Linked DNA regions of Homo sapiens: all the other regions are linked to region 1. Evidence: chromatin contacts called from ENCODE Hi-C or POLR2A ChIA-PET data. All regions are on one chromosome and are shown on one strand. Each heading gives the region's core, a stretch centred on a gene start or an enhancer-like site at or near the end of the contact. The rest is flanking DNA. Distances are from core to core; before and after follow the strand shown. Region 1 holds the start of YARS1 (tyrosyl-tRNA synthetase 1). Region 2 holds the start of STK40 (serine/threonine kinase 40). Region 3 holds the start of ZC3H12A (zinc finger CCCH-type containing 12A). Region 4 holds the start of MRPS15 (mitochondrial ribosomal protein S15).

What was found. Hi-C counts contacts between places; a loop is a spot of excess contacts on that map. ChIA-PET counts read pairs that join two places held with the same protein, here RNA polymerase II (POLR2A). Pooled maps may share reads with other maps.
Region 2: a pooled map shows a loop between it and region 1 (13-fold over the local background). The contact joins the promoter of STK40 here to the promoter of YARS1 in region 1. A Hi-C loop is called at or near these places in 1 of 37 single-sample maps with no recorded cell type and 7 of 50 pooled maps. POLR2A ChIA-PET finds 5 or more read pairs at or near these places in 2 of 52 experiments (GM12878 and activated CD4-positive, alpha-beta T cell).
Region 3: a map with no recorded cell type shows a loop between it and region 1 (8-fold over the local background). The contact joins the promoter of ZC3H12A here to the promoter of YARS1 in region 1. A Hi-C loop is called at or near these places in 1 of 37 single-sample maps with no recorded cell type and 7 of 50 pooled maps. POLR2A ChIA-PET finds 5 or more read pairs at or near these places in 1 of 52 experiments (T-cell).
Region 4: a map of naive thymus-derived CD4-positive, alpha-beta T cell shows a loop between it and region 1 (14-fold over the local background). The contact joins the promoter of MRPS15 here to the promoter of YARS1 in region 1. A Hi-C loop is called at or near these places in 1 of 168 maps with a recorded cell type or tissue (naive thymus-derived CD4-positive, alpha-beta T cell), 1 of 37 single-sample maps with no recorded cell type and 12 of 50 pooled maps.

Annotation. Positions count from the first base shown.
Region 1 is chr1:32,816,033-32,818,945 of GRCh38, forward strand. YARS1 (tyrosyl-tRNA synthetase 1) reads right to left here and starts at 1,326. Exons shown (of 13, transcript NM_003680.4): 1 at 1,156-1,326. The coding sequence starts at 1,212. It overlaps S100PBP (S100P binding protein), which reads left to right and starts at 1,621. Exons shown (of 7, transcript NM_022753.4): 1 at 1,621-1,657. RefSeq lists enhancers at 438-939, 940-1,439, 1,188-1,497, 1,865-2,034, 2,468-2,577.
Region 2 is chr1:36,384,372-36,387,173 of GRCh38, forward strand. STK40 (serine/threonine kinase 40) reads right to left here and starts at 1,553. Exons shown (of 11, transcript NM_001282547.2): 1 at 1,352-1,553. It overlaps LOC124904012 (a long non-coding RNA gene), which reads left to right and starts at 1,820. Exons shown (of 2, transcript XR_007065779.1): 1 at 1,820-1,956; 2 at 2,048-2,802. RefSeq lists silencers at 711-760, 1,061-1,130, 1,281-1,660 and enhancers at 1,867-2,802, 1,891-2,000, 2,031-2,400.
Region 3 is chr1:37,473,152-37,475,851 of GRCh38, forward strand. It overlaps ZC3H12A (zinc finger CCCH-type containing 12A), which reads left to right and starts at 1,429. Exons shown (of 6, transcript NM_025079.3): 1 at 1,429-1,478; 2 at 2,308-2,700. The coding sequence starts at 2,346. It overlaps LITATS1 (lncRNA induced by TGF-beta and antagonizes TGF-beta signaling 1), which reads right to left and starts at 1,292. Exons shown (of 3, transcript NR_038842.1): 1 at 993-1,292. RefSeq lists silencers at 604-703, 1,164-1,623 and an enhancer at 2,274-2,373.
Region 4 is chr1:36,462,892-36,465,807 of GRCh38, forward strand. MRPS15 (mitochondrial ribosomal protein S15) reads right to left here and starts at 1,493. Exons shown (of 8, transcript NM_031280.4): 1 at 1,255-1,493; 2 at 915-959. The coding sequence starts at 1,384. RefSeq lists enhancers at 501-1,404, 800-1,999, 1,399-1,648, 1,405-2,306.

The DNA of each region.
Region 1 (2,913 bases), core at 76-2,575:
TGGGAGGCGGAGGTTGCAATGAGCCGAGATTGGGCCACTGCACTCCAGCCTGGGCGACAGAGCGAGACTCCGCCTCAAAAAAAAAAAAAAAAAAAAAGATAGTGTGATGGTTGCACAACCTTGTGAACATACTAAAACCCACTGAATTGTGCACTTTAAAAGGGTGAATTTTATAGTATGTGAAGTACATCTCTAAAAAGAAAAAACAGAACAGGCTGTGTGGCCCAACTGATTTATCACTACTCTTAGAAGGAAGCCCAATTTAAAATTGAACAGAATAAGGCCTGCAAGGCTCCCGTGACTTGGTCCCTGCCTACCTCTCTTAAACAAATAAATAAAATGTATACTATGTAGAAACAATAACAAAAAAAAGGCAGAGCAAGGTATGGGGCAGTTCTGGTGCCAGAGGGTTTGTTATTTAAATAAAGTGGTCGGAAATCATGCGTCGCTGATAAGGTGACAACAGTCAGAAGCCTGAAAAAGTTAAGGGGTAAGCAATATAAATATTTAAGTGCTTCCTCATAACTTTGCTCACTCCACTCCAGCTAAATTTGCCACAATTTCTGTTTCCTCCATCTGAAATGCTCTCCCTCCTTATTCTTCCATTCTTCCTCTGGTTCACTTCTACTCCTGTAGTTCTTGGTAACAAACGGAACATTTGTGGAGTGAGGGGGGGGGATCCATTTCCTTCAAGGCGCAGTTTGGAGGTCACTTCCTCAGGGAAGCCTTCCCTTCTCTCTTTCCCTTTAAAGCTCCCAGTATAGCATCTTCCAGTACTTACTTGAACCGTAATGGGTCATTTTTAACGTCTGATCCCCTTCAGACAAGCTCTGGCAGGCCCTTGACGTATCCCCAGCGACTAAGCACCACGTCTGGCACTTAATAGGGGGGTGGAATGGGAGTCCTGGATTCAAAGTTTGGCTCCAACACAAGACAACTGGACGCAAGAGGTGAGCCCACTGTGATTTCTGGGGAACCCAGGGAAGGGCTGCTTGATTGACTGACCGACCAGCAGTGAGATCTACAGGCTCTCTCAGAGCTGCGCCAGCGCCGAGTCCCCGGCCCCACATACTTAGAACCCCGTAATGGGGCTCAAAATCACTGAACCTCGGGCTCCTAATCCCCAACGGCGCATTTCCAACCCCCAGGCCTGACCTGCAGGTTCCGGGTGATAAGGTGCAGTTTCTCTTCAGGGCTGGGAGCGTCCCCCATGGCTCCGCTACCCCTGCTTCCCCCGCTCAGCCCGGCACCAGAGCCCCTTCCTGGGTCACCGTCGCCGCCGCGTGCCGGGAACTGTCACGCGAGTCCAGCCAGGTTGCATCAGCTGGGCTCGGCGCTCCGCTTACTCGGCCTGGACCCCTCCGGCAGCGGCCGGAAAAAGTGAGGAGCAGCAGAGAGTCGAGCAGGTCGATGAGACGGGAAAAGGTGGAGCCAGTGGGCACGGTGGGCGGTGCGGAGGGCGGGGCTGAGGCGCCTGAGCGGGGCACAACCCTCCTAGAGGCGGGACGGTTTCCTGCCAATCACTGCTGGTTTGCCCTCCCCCTGGTGTTGGCCCGGCTGACTCGGGGTAGGGGAGGTCGGGGAGGGGGCGATAAAATGGCGCAGGGGGCGGAGTGAGGCGCAGTCGTTCGCCCAGGCTTTGGCCCGGCTTCCGGAGGTGAAGAGCGGGAGGGACGAGGGGGTCGGCGTTACCCGGCTTGGAGGGGGATGGGGGCGCCTGTTGCTTCTCCAGGGGGTTGCGCACGCCGTCCGCCCCTTGGAGGGATTGGGAGGCCCACGCCCTGCTGCGAGAAGGGCGCGTTCTAGCTCCTGAGGTGATGGCGAGGGAATGTCCCTGCCCCTCCACCTCCAAGTCGGCGGGCGACAGATGCCCCTCACCCCGCTGAGGAAAAGGGAAGCTCCCTGGTCGTCTTGAGAGTCGGGGAGCGCCGTCTGCAGTCCCCTGCCCAGTGGGGGTGGGGGCCGCCTCTGTCCCGGCCGGCTCGGCGGGAGGCTGTTGCTGGCGGGAAGATAGCCGCGGGCTTTTCTGCCGCGTCTCGCGGGTGGGGGCAGGAAGAGGACGACCCATTCCCTGGGGAGATCTGAGGACGGTGGTCCCCGGGAGAGGAGCGCACAGCACAGGCCTGCTGAGGGGCGGGTTTGCCCCTACTGGGGGAGGGGCGGGGAGAAAACTCTCGCTTCTCCCGCTTTCCGCCGGGAGGCGGGAATTCGCGGTGTCCCCGGGGGAGGGAGACGCAAAGGCCCTTCCTGGAAGGCGACACCGTCCCGGGCCGTTGCATTTGTGAGAGAGAGCCAAGGCAGTATCCTCCAAAGGTTGGGCCTGGGCCACCCTTTCTCCGGCTCCTCAAGGGCTGGAGGCGGCGTCACCAGTTACTTCCAGGGCAAGAGGGAAAGCAGTTATTACCTCAGTGGGCCCTGGAAAGGTCCTAGAAGTGGTTGAATTGCCCACGGCCTGCCCTAACCTGATCTCCGGTGTTTTGTGTATTTATTAGGGACTCCAAGCTCTACCAGACCTGCCTGAAGTGTTTTAAAGCACATTTTCTTTTTGAAAAGAAACCTGTTGCTGCAGCTTAGCGCATCTGTTCTCTGTGTCCATGTGGGAGGAGAATCCTGGCACCCTCATCTAGTGAAATGTTACCTAAAGCAAAGATTTGCAGCCCTGGGTTGTTTTTTCCGTCCTGCAGTGTTTTTAGTTACTTCGAAGGAATTTGCAAAACTGTTACAGATAATTTCAGTTCTTTTTGATTTTTTGTAAATGTTGTGCCTATTTTTTATGGAGTGATAAAGCCTGCTGAGTGCGTTTCGTGCTGTGTGCTTCACATGTATTGCATTTGGGAAAGGTTGGAAATCAAAGGCCAGGGGGAAGTCTTGTCCACTGGAAATAATCTCTGCTCTTGGCTGTACCTGTCAGAC
Region 2 (2,802 bases), core at 303-2,802, 3.6 Mb after region 1:
GGTCAATTTCCCTTAATTAGACTGTATGCTCCTTGAAATAAAAATAGATAACATTTATTGAATTCTTATTACGTGGCAAACATGGTTGTATGTTTTACATGTTAACTTTTTACTCTTCATAATATCTCTCTCTGTTATCATCCTTGTTTTATAGACGAAGACACTGAGGCACAGGGAGACTAAGCAATGTGCCCAGGTACACACAGCTGGAAAGTTGCTGAGCCAGAATTTGAACTCAGGAAGTCTGGCTCCAAAGCCTACTCTTAACCACTATGCTGTCTAGCACTTGCCTCTAGGCAAGGACTCTTGTTGTGGTCATGTGAGAAATGAATGAATGAATGAATGAGGACTGTCTAGATTAACCCAACCAACAACTTGCACAGCACGGCCATTAGGAAGCACTAAAGGAGCTCACAGGCACTGTTTACAAACAAGATTATTTTGGCCCTACAATTACACATTCTGCTCTTCCTTATCTCACGCAAAACTACTCAAAGAGGGAAAGGCGCCCAGCCCAGTATGCCTACCCTCTTCCCCACTGGTTCTCAAAACCAAAGCAAAGCCAACCGGTTTCCTCCAGTGACTTAAAACAGAGCAAAGTCTATCCTGCCACACAGAGGGCGGCTGTCATCTCTTCCTTCCGCTAACAAAAGGGCTTCAAACCTGGGGATTGGGGTGGGCAGAAAACTCGGCATCAGGAATCCGAATGTCCCTACCTAACTGGCTGGAAGGCGGGGCCAAGTGGCGTGGGAATGGGCGGGCCTGACCGGCTCGGCAGGTGAAACACTGACCACAGCAAGCTCTCCTTGGAAAAGGCCGGCCAAACGTGGCCTTGGCAAGCAGGTAGCTGTGACTCGTACCTGAACGCCGCCCGGGATATGAAAATTCCCCAGCAGCGGTAGCGCCCGTGCCAGAGTGAGGGCTCTTGGAGGAAGCCCTGGCTGGCCCTCCCTGGGGACTCGTTCTAACTATCAAGTCACCCTCGGGATTAGGAGGGAAACACGGAGAGGCAGAAGGTGTCTTTTTGGAAAGATCTGGCTGGATTCACACGCCGGTTGCTTCACTCACTGGCTGGGTGACTCTAGGCAAAGCTGGCAGTGCCCACTTCCCAGAGCTGCGGCGGGGACTGAAGCTCCCGCGGCCTCCCGGTACCCGGCGCGAGGCAGCCCTCGCCCCTGCCGCCGGGGAAGGGCAGAGCCCCAGCGGAGGAGGGGGCATTCGCCGGGGCCATTTCTGCTGCACTCAGATGGCTTCAGGCTGTCACTCCGATTCCACCGCCGCGGCCGCCGGGGCCCGCCCCGCCTACCCGCAACCCCCACCCGGCTCCCCGCTCCTGGACCCCTGCCCTCACCTTCGCCGGGTGGTCAGAGCTATTCGCCCATAGTCCGTAGCCCAGAGCCGGGGCTGCTCGGCTCTCCCTCCCGGGGGGCCGGGGCCGGGCTGGAGGCGTGCGAGCCTCTCACCGCCGCCTCCCAGCGCAGCCACCCGAGCCGCCGCCGCCGCCGCCGCCGCCTCCCTCCATGGCTGCGGCGCCGCCACCTGACAACGGAAGTGACGCACCGCCCCCCTCCTCCCCAGCCTTAGCCGCGGCCCCGCCCCCCCGGGCCCCGCCCTCCGCCTGCGTCTCCAGCCCCACGGCTTTCGGATTGGGGCGCCATCTTGACGATGGGCGGAAGACTTCAGGCAAGAGGCCAGAGTCCGATTGAGGATTGGTTCAGGGTGGGGTCTGGGCGAAACCTGTTACACGATTGGAGGCCGAGGCTCTAATGGGGCGGTACTTACTGCTGATCTATATCTGCGGCGAGGCTGGGACGGAGGCACCGCCCCGCCCGACCCCACAGAACCTCGCGGGCCCTACACTCCCCCTGCCGAGGTTGAAGTCCCCAGCGGTTGGAAGATCGGCCAATTGTAGTGTATTTATCAGAAAAGTGACTCATCCTTGATCCTCATTTCCCGGTTTGTGGAACTCTGTGAGGAAAGCCCTGCAGTTAGGCTCAATAAAAGACAGAAATTCCTGTCGCAGCGCTCATAATTCATTTCCCTCTAGGTCTGTCGCCTTTGTAGAAACCCCGAGGATGGCAACCTTCAACCTGGAGATCCCTGAAGCCTTGACCAGGGAGGTTTACAGTGAAGCGTTCCTATTAGCGACTACAGCTATCTAACCTCAGTTCCTCCTGCTGCAGTTTCGGTCCCTTTCTCCTCCTCCTCCAGCAACCACGCCCTCCATGAATCAGCTTCTTGCACCAGCAGATGAGCCCTTTAAAGGGATTGCATCAGGCAAGTGACTCACTGGGGCCCTCTAAGAGCCTGGCTTCCCTCCCTTGGCATGCAGAAGCAGCTAGAAGGGCTCAGTGGCAGCAGCACCAGCGGCCGTAGCCCCACTCCCTTGTCCCAGAGGTGTGAGTCAGGGTGTTTGCTGCTTATGATGTCTAACTCTTGGCTGTCTTTCCAGCTGTCCCCTGGGTCACTCTATATCCATGTGTGGGCACACGTGTCTAAGCTTGTGTGCACTGCTGGGTTTTCCTAGGGTGTGTGGCCACTTGTGTGTATGTGCATTTGTCATCTCCACATAGGCAGTGCCAGGACACAAGAGCTGATATGAGTGAAGTCTGGCTGCCTCTACCTGTGTCCTTTGTCTCTGAATGCCTGGTGCCCACTGAGCTGCTGATAGGGCTGACTAACAAGAGTAATCAGGACAGCTCCCACCGTTGTGCCACACTCTGCATGGAGCACTTGAGACAGTATTAGGTAGGAGGCTGTTTACAGCTGAGGAAGCCAGTGCTCAGAGAAGGAAATTAATGT
Region 3 (2,700 bases), core at 179-2,678, 4.7 Mb after region 1:
AGAGAATGACTAGCACAATTAAAGTTCAGGAAACTAGTTCTTCAGGATGTGGGCAGGAGGCTGTGATGGGGGCACCCAGAGGGCCTCAAGGTACTGGCACTGGTCTATTTTTTAAGTTAGGTGATGGATACATGGCTTTTTTATTATTACTATTATTCTTTAAGCTGTACATGTACAGTTGTGTCTATGGTGTCTTTTACAATAAACAAGTATTTATTATAACACTAGCACTTATAGGATACATGCCTATGATGAGGTAGAGAGAATGTAACAAAGGACTGGCACATAGTAAGCACTGGTGGCATGTGGCTCTGTCCTCCAGCGTGTGGGCTCTGTGTTTTCTCTCTCTCTCTCTCACTCACACACACGCACGCACACACACACACACACATAGGAAGCCAGGCTCCCCTCTGCCCTCAGTCACTCGTGGTTCACAAAAATGGCAAATAATAGGAGCACTAGAATAGGAGCTCTCCATCCTGGTTCGAGTCTTTCCAGCTGGGGCAGTTTAGCCTTTGCAGAATTTCTCAAGGGTAACATCAGCATAATGACCTCTGTCTGTAAGCCCGTGAGTGTAAGCCTGTAAAGTGCTGTGCTCATGCGAGGGATCAGGTCTGACCTGGGAAACTAAAAGCATCTTCATGGAGCAAGGGTGCTCCTCCAGTGGGGGCGCTCAGTGAGTTCTGCGGTATGGGTGACAGTATTCTTGTGTGGACAGTATTCATGTGGTGATTGGGGTAAATGGCCCTCTTTTGCCTGGTTTTCTGCCTCGGTCATTGTGCATCTGCTGACTGAACCTGCCTTTTGGTCCTAGTAAAGTACAGATTTCAGGAAAAGTGTACCTGGCCCCGGGGGTGGCCAACCTCTGTGTGACGGCTTTAAGCACAGTGTGTCTTGAGGGGGCCTGACTCCATCTGAAAAGTGCCTGTCTGGATGTACCTGTCTATAACCATGGACCTGCCTCCAAGGTGCGTGGACCAACCTCCGCGTACCTGATTCACTCGATGCGCACCTGGCCGTACGTAGCTTCATCAGGCAGGGTGTACCTGTCAAGTTCTTAGGTCCGAGTGTTCGCGGCTTTACCTGTCCTGGTACCGCCGTCCGCACCTCGGTCAGTGCGTCCCCGGCAGGTGCGTGTACCTGATTCAGTCCGTGCTTATCTTGCGCATACGGGCCGTTCAGTGTCCCGCTCGGAGCTCGTCGCCGCCGCAGCCTTGAGGCTCCGACCCCCGCTTGGGCCCCGTCCGGCGCGCAGCGGCCGCGGGGGCGGGGCCGCGACGCGAGGAGCGGAGCAGGAAGGGGCGAGGCAGCCCCGCCCCCGGGGCGGTCTCCCGGGACGGCCCCGCCCCTTGCCCGCTTCCGCGTCAGTGCCTCACCACCACCTGCCCGCGCGCCGCCCCATATAAAGGCGCCGCCGTCCTTACCCCCAGGACTCGGCCCCATGGAGACGCCGCCGGCCGCCGCTGGCGCATGGCGGGGTGAGGCGCGGCGGGGAGGGTGCGGGCCTCGGCGGGGAAGCGGCAGGGAGCGCTCCGGCGGGGTCCGAGCCGAGCCGAGGGGAGGGGACGGGAGGGGACGGGAGGGGTGGAGAGGGGAGGGGACGGAAGGGTCGGGGTCCTGTTCCCCGGCCCGCCGGGCCTCAGGACCCCTCCAACTTTGCCCAAGTTGGGAGAGCCGGGGAAGAGCACCAGGTTCCTGATCGGGATCGCGGGCCGAGCAAGCGCGGGTCTCGGGCCGGGACAGCCTCGGCGTCACCAGCTCCCGGCAGCCAACCAAAGTTTTCCAGCAACTTTTCTCCCCACGGGTCACCCCAGAAACTTGCCCTCCCCGGCTCCGGGAGTCCGGCCATGGGCCTTGCGCTGCCTGGGCCTGAGCTCTGAGTGCCGGACGGGTGGGCGAAAGTGGTGGCCTCAGTGGGGAAGCCTTGGGCCCCGCAACGCACTTCCAGCCCCAGGATTCCATCTGAGAGCCCCGTCCCTGCCTTCTGGGTCCCCTGGGTTGGCGTGGGGGTTCGAGGCTTTACAGCTGGGGTAGTTCCAGTCTTAGTTCAGACTAAGTTCCGATCTTCGAGCCACCAGCTAACAGCTGGATGACCTTGAGCACGTTTTTAATGTCTGTGCCTCAGTTTCTCCCTTTATAGAATGGGAATGGGAATGCCTAGCTGGGAGAGCTTTTGAGAGGACAACCTGAACTAATAACACGATGCAGTGTGTAGTGCCACCAATCCCTCATCCTGCTGGATGTGGTTTTGGGAGGGAGGTTAGGAGAGAGCGCTATTCACCGTCCCTAACCCTGTTGGTTGTTCAGTAGGAGCTGTGGCGCGGGGCCTTCCAGGAGTCTGAGCTATGAGTGGCCCCTGTGGAGAGAAGCCTGTCCTGGAAGCCAGCCCCACCATGAGTCTGTGGGAATTTGAGGACAGCCACAGCCGTCAGGGCACCCCAAGGCCGGGTCAAGAGCTGGCCGCTGAGGAGGCCTCGGCCCTGGAACTGCAGATGAAGGTGGACTTCTTCCGGAAGCTGGGCTATTCATCCACGGAGATCCACAGCGTCCTGCAGAAGCTGGGCGTCCAGGCAGACACCAACACGGTGCTGGGTGAGCTGGTGAAACACGGGACAGCCACCGAGCGGGAGCGCCAGACCTCACCGGACCCCTGCCCTCAGCTCCCTCTAGTCCCGCGGGGTGGTGGCACCCCTAAGGCTC
Region 4 (2,916 bases), core at 243-2,742, 3.6 Mb after region 1:
GAACTCCTGGCCTCAAGTGATCCTCCAGCCTTGGCCTCCCAAAATGTTGGGGCCATGTCCAGCCAATAATTTCTTTCTTTTTTGTTTTTTTGAGATGGAGTCTCGCTCTGTCACCCAGGCTGGAGTGCAGTGGCACGATCGGCTCACTGCAACCTCCACCTCCCAGGTTCAAGCGATTCTCCTGCCTCAGCCTCCTGAGTAGCTGGGATTACAGGCGCGCGCTACCACACCTGGCTAATTTTTTTCTGTATTTTTAGTAGAGACGAGGTTTCACCATGTTGGCCAGGCTGGTCTCGAACTCCTGAACTCAAGTGATCTGCCCACCTTGGCCTCCCAAAGTGTTGGGATTACAGGCGTAAGCCACCGCGTCCGGCCCCAGATAATAAATTCTAATATATACTATCAATATATTTAATTGAGCACAGCGTTAAGGGTGCTTTTCGTGTATTATCGCTGAATCCTAACAATCCTTGCAAATGGATACTTTCACACTCATTTTAGAAATAAGAATCAGAGAGAGGAAGTACCTTGCCCCATATCATTTACCTAATAAGAAGGATCTTAACTACTATGCATACTGAGTTGCAATGGGAAATTACATCCTGCATCTCAGAAGCGCAGACACAAAGTGCCATACTCTAGGTAGGCCTGGGTGGTGCCAGCCATGCACTCCCTCTGGGAAGCTCATTTTCACTCATTCACCTGGAAAGCTCCTGCTCCCGCCCTTCACACCCCTCTGTCCCCATACAGGCTGCAGGCCTAGGGCTTTGTGTAAGGTGGACGTGGGGTCTTTTGCTCAGGACCTCTGGCTCACCTCATCTAGTGGCTCTAATTCGCCACATCGGTCCCCTTACCCACCCCAGCCTTCCAGGAGGTCTCTCTTCCGCCCCAAGTCCCACCTTAGGAACTCCTACCTGGTTTCCGGACGACATATCCGCGCGCGGCCTGGAGGAGGAGACCTACGCAGAAAAGAGAGGGCTGAGGACCATCTCCTTAAATAGCCCACCCCTCAGTTCCTTTCTGTGCCCCTCGCATTGCCCGTCCGCCACGGTCTATGCGCTTCTGAACCTAACCGCTGCCCCATTTCTTCCCTACCCCTTGTCTCTCACATCTTGTTTCACCTCTTGCGCAACCACCGCCCTTTCCCCCTTATCCTGACCGCTGTATATCTCCCCTACTCCTGTGCTTCCTTATTCCCTATCTTCGCCGAACCCTGTTTCCCTACGCCCGCCGTCCCATTTCTCAGCTCCTCACTTCGAGGCTGCAGGCCCCACTGGTTGAAAGGAAACTTGGCGCTCCCACCGCCCGGCAGCCCGGGTACTAGGACCTGGGTAACTGCCCGGGTCCGAATCAAACTCAGCGTCCTCCACGCGACCCTCAGCATGGTGACCTCTAACCCCCGCGGGGCCCGCGCCGCGGCCGCCGTTCGCTTTGCGGCACGGACCGGGTTACATGGGCGCCGCCATGCTGGCCCAGGATCGACCAATCGAGGCAGTTGCAATACCGGAGCAGACGAAGACCGAGAGAATGGATTAGGTGGCGTGACTCTGATGACGCAACGCACGGGGCGGAGCTCAGAGACCGGGTTCCCGCTGCGCGTGATCGGGCCGTGGTGGTTGTGTGCCCACGTTTAGCAGCGTGCTGGGGTGCTGTATAAATTCTAAAATGCCACTTTTTGGAGGGCATGCGTTCCGTCCTTAATCTCATTCCTGGCCCTCGGGCCAGGGTTATTTTGGGAGGTCCATGGCGCCTGCGGTAGCCTTCTACCCCCAACCCAATCCCCTCTCCACCCCACCTCACCCCTCCCTTAGACAAGGATGGGACCGTGTAAGAACTACTACTGGGTTTCAGCCATGTCTCTGGCAGCCTCGTAGCCTGGAGACTAAAGTCGCTGAGTTTGGAATCGCACAGTCCTGGTCTGGAATCCTAACTCAGCCATTTACTCAACATGTGATCTTGTGGGCAAGTCACTTAACCTATGTGGGCCCTGTAGGGATAGTAATAACAATATCTCTCTTTTAGGTTGTTGAGAGGATTAACTGAGTTGTATGCAGACCACCTGGTATATAGTGAGCATTTAGTAAATCTTTACGGTGACGTTATTTGTGAAATGAGTGGTGTAAGGGTGGATACAAATTAGAAGAAAAAGAAAATTTAATTTTCCCTGGCGCAAAAAGGGAAAAGACTCCTTCCCCTCACTTTTCTGAGAGCATTTACTTTAGAAAACTTGTAATTGTGAATACTTTCTCTACTGCTTTGCGATGAATGTAAATCTTCTTAAAAGGTAAATAAACCTCTTGCCAGTTTTACAACCCCGGAATGTTTTTCTCAAGGACCTGGGGGCCAACCCTTTGAAATGTAATAATTAAGGAAGATAGTGCTCTCTCTCAGTTCCTGTGGGAGGGTAGGAGCCTAACTTCAGTTGGTGCCTAGCTCTTAGTTGCAACCTACCCTTTGTTATAAAGATAGGGGAAATCGATTTTTCCTTTGGATAAAGGCAATTAGCAGACACAGGTGGCTTCCCACTTACCAGGTAAATTTAGAGTGAGGTGCAGCCAAGTCCTCTTGCTTGAGGACCAGTTATTGTTTATCTTGAGAAAATGGATACAGTAAGTTGTATTCACTTTGCTACATAAAAGAGTAAGATTTTTGTCTCTTTGCAGTCTCTTTAGTGGATCACCAGTGTATCACATTCCGGTTTAATGCTTATTCAATAATAACACTGTTTTCTTTCTTTTCTACCCTTGTGAAGAGGTTTTCTGCGTTGGCAGGGGATTTTGTCTTTAATTTTATTTCCCCAACAGGGGTTAGTTTTTCCAAAGTCTCTTCACCGTGTCCCACCGCACTGTCACTCCCCCCGTGTAACCCATGCCACTGTGCCCTAAGGATCAGTTTTCAAGTCTCCACCACTAGAAT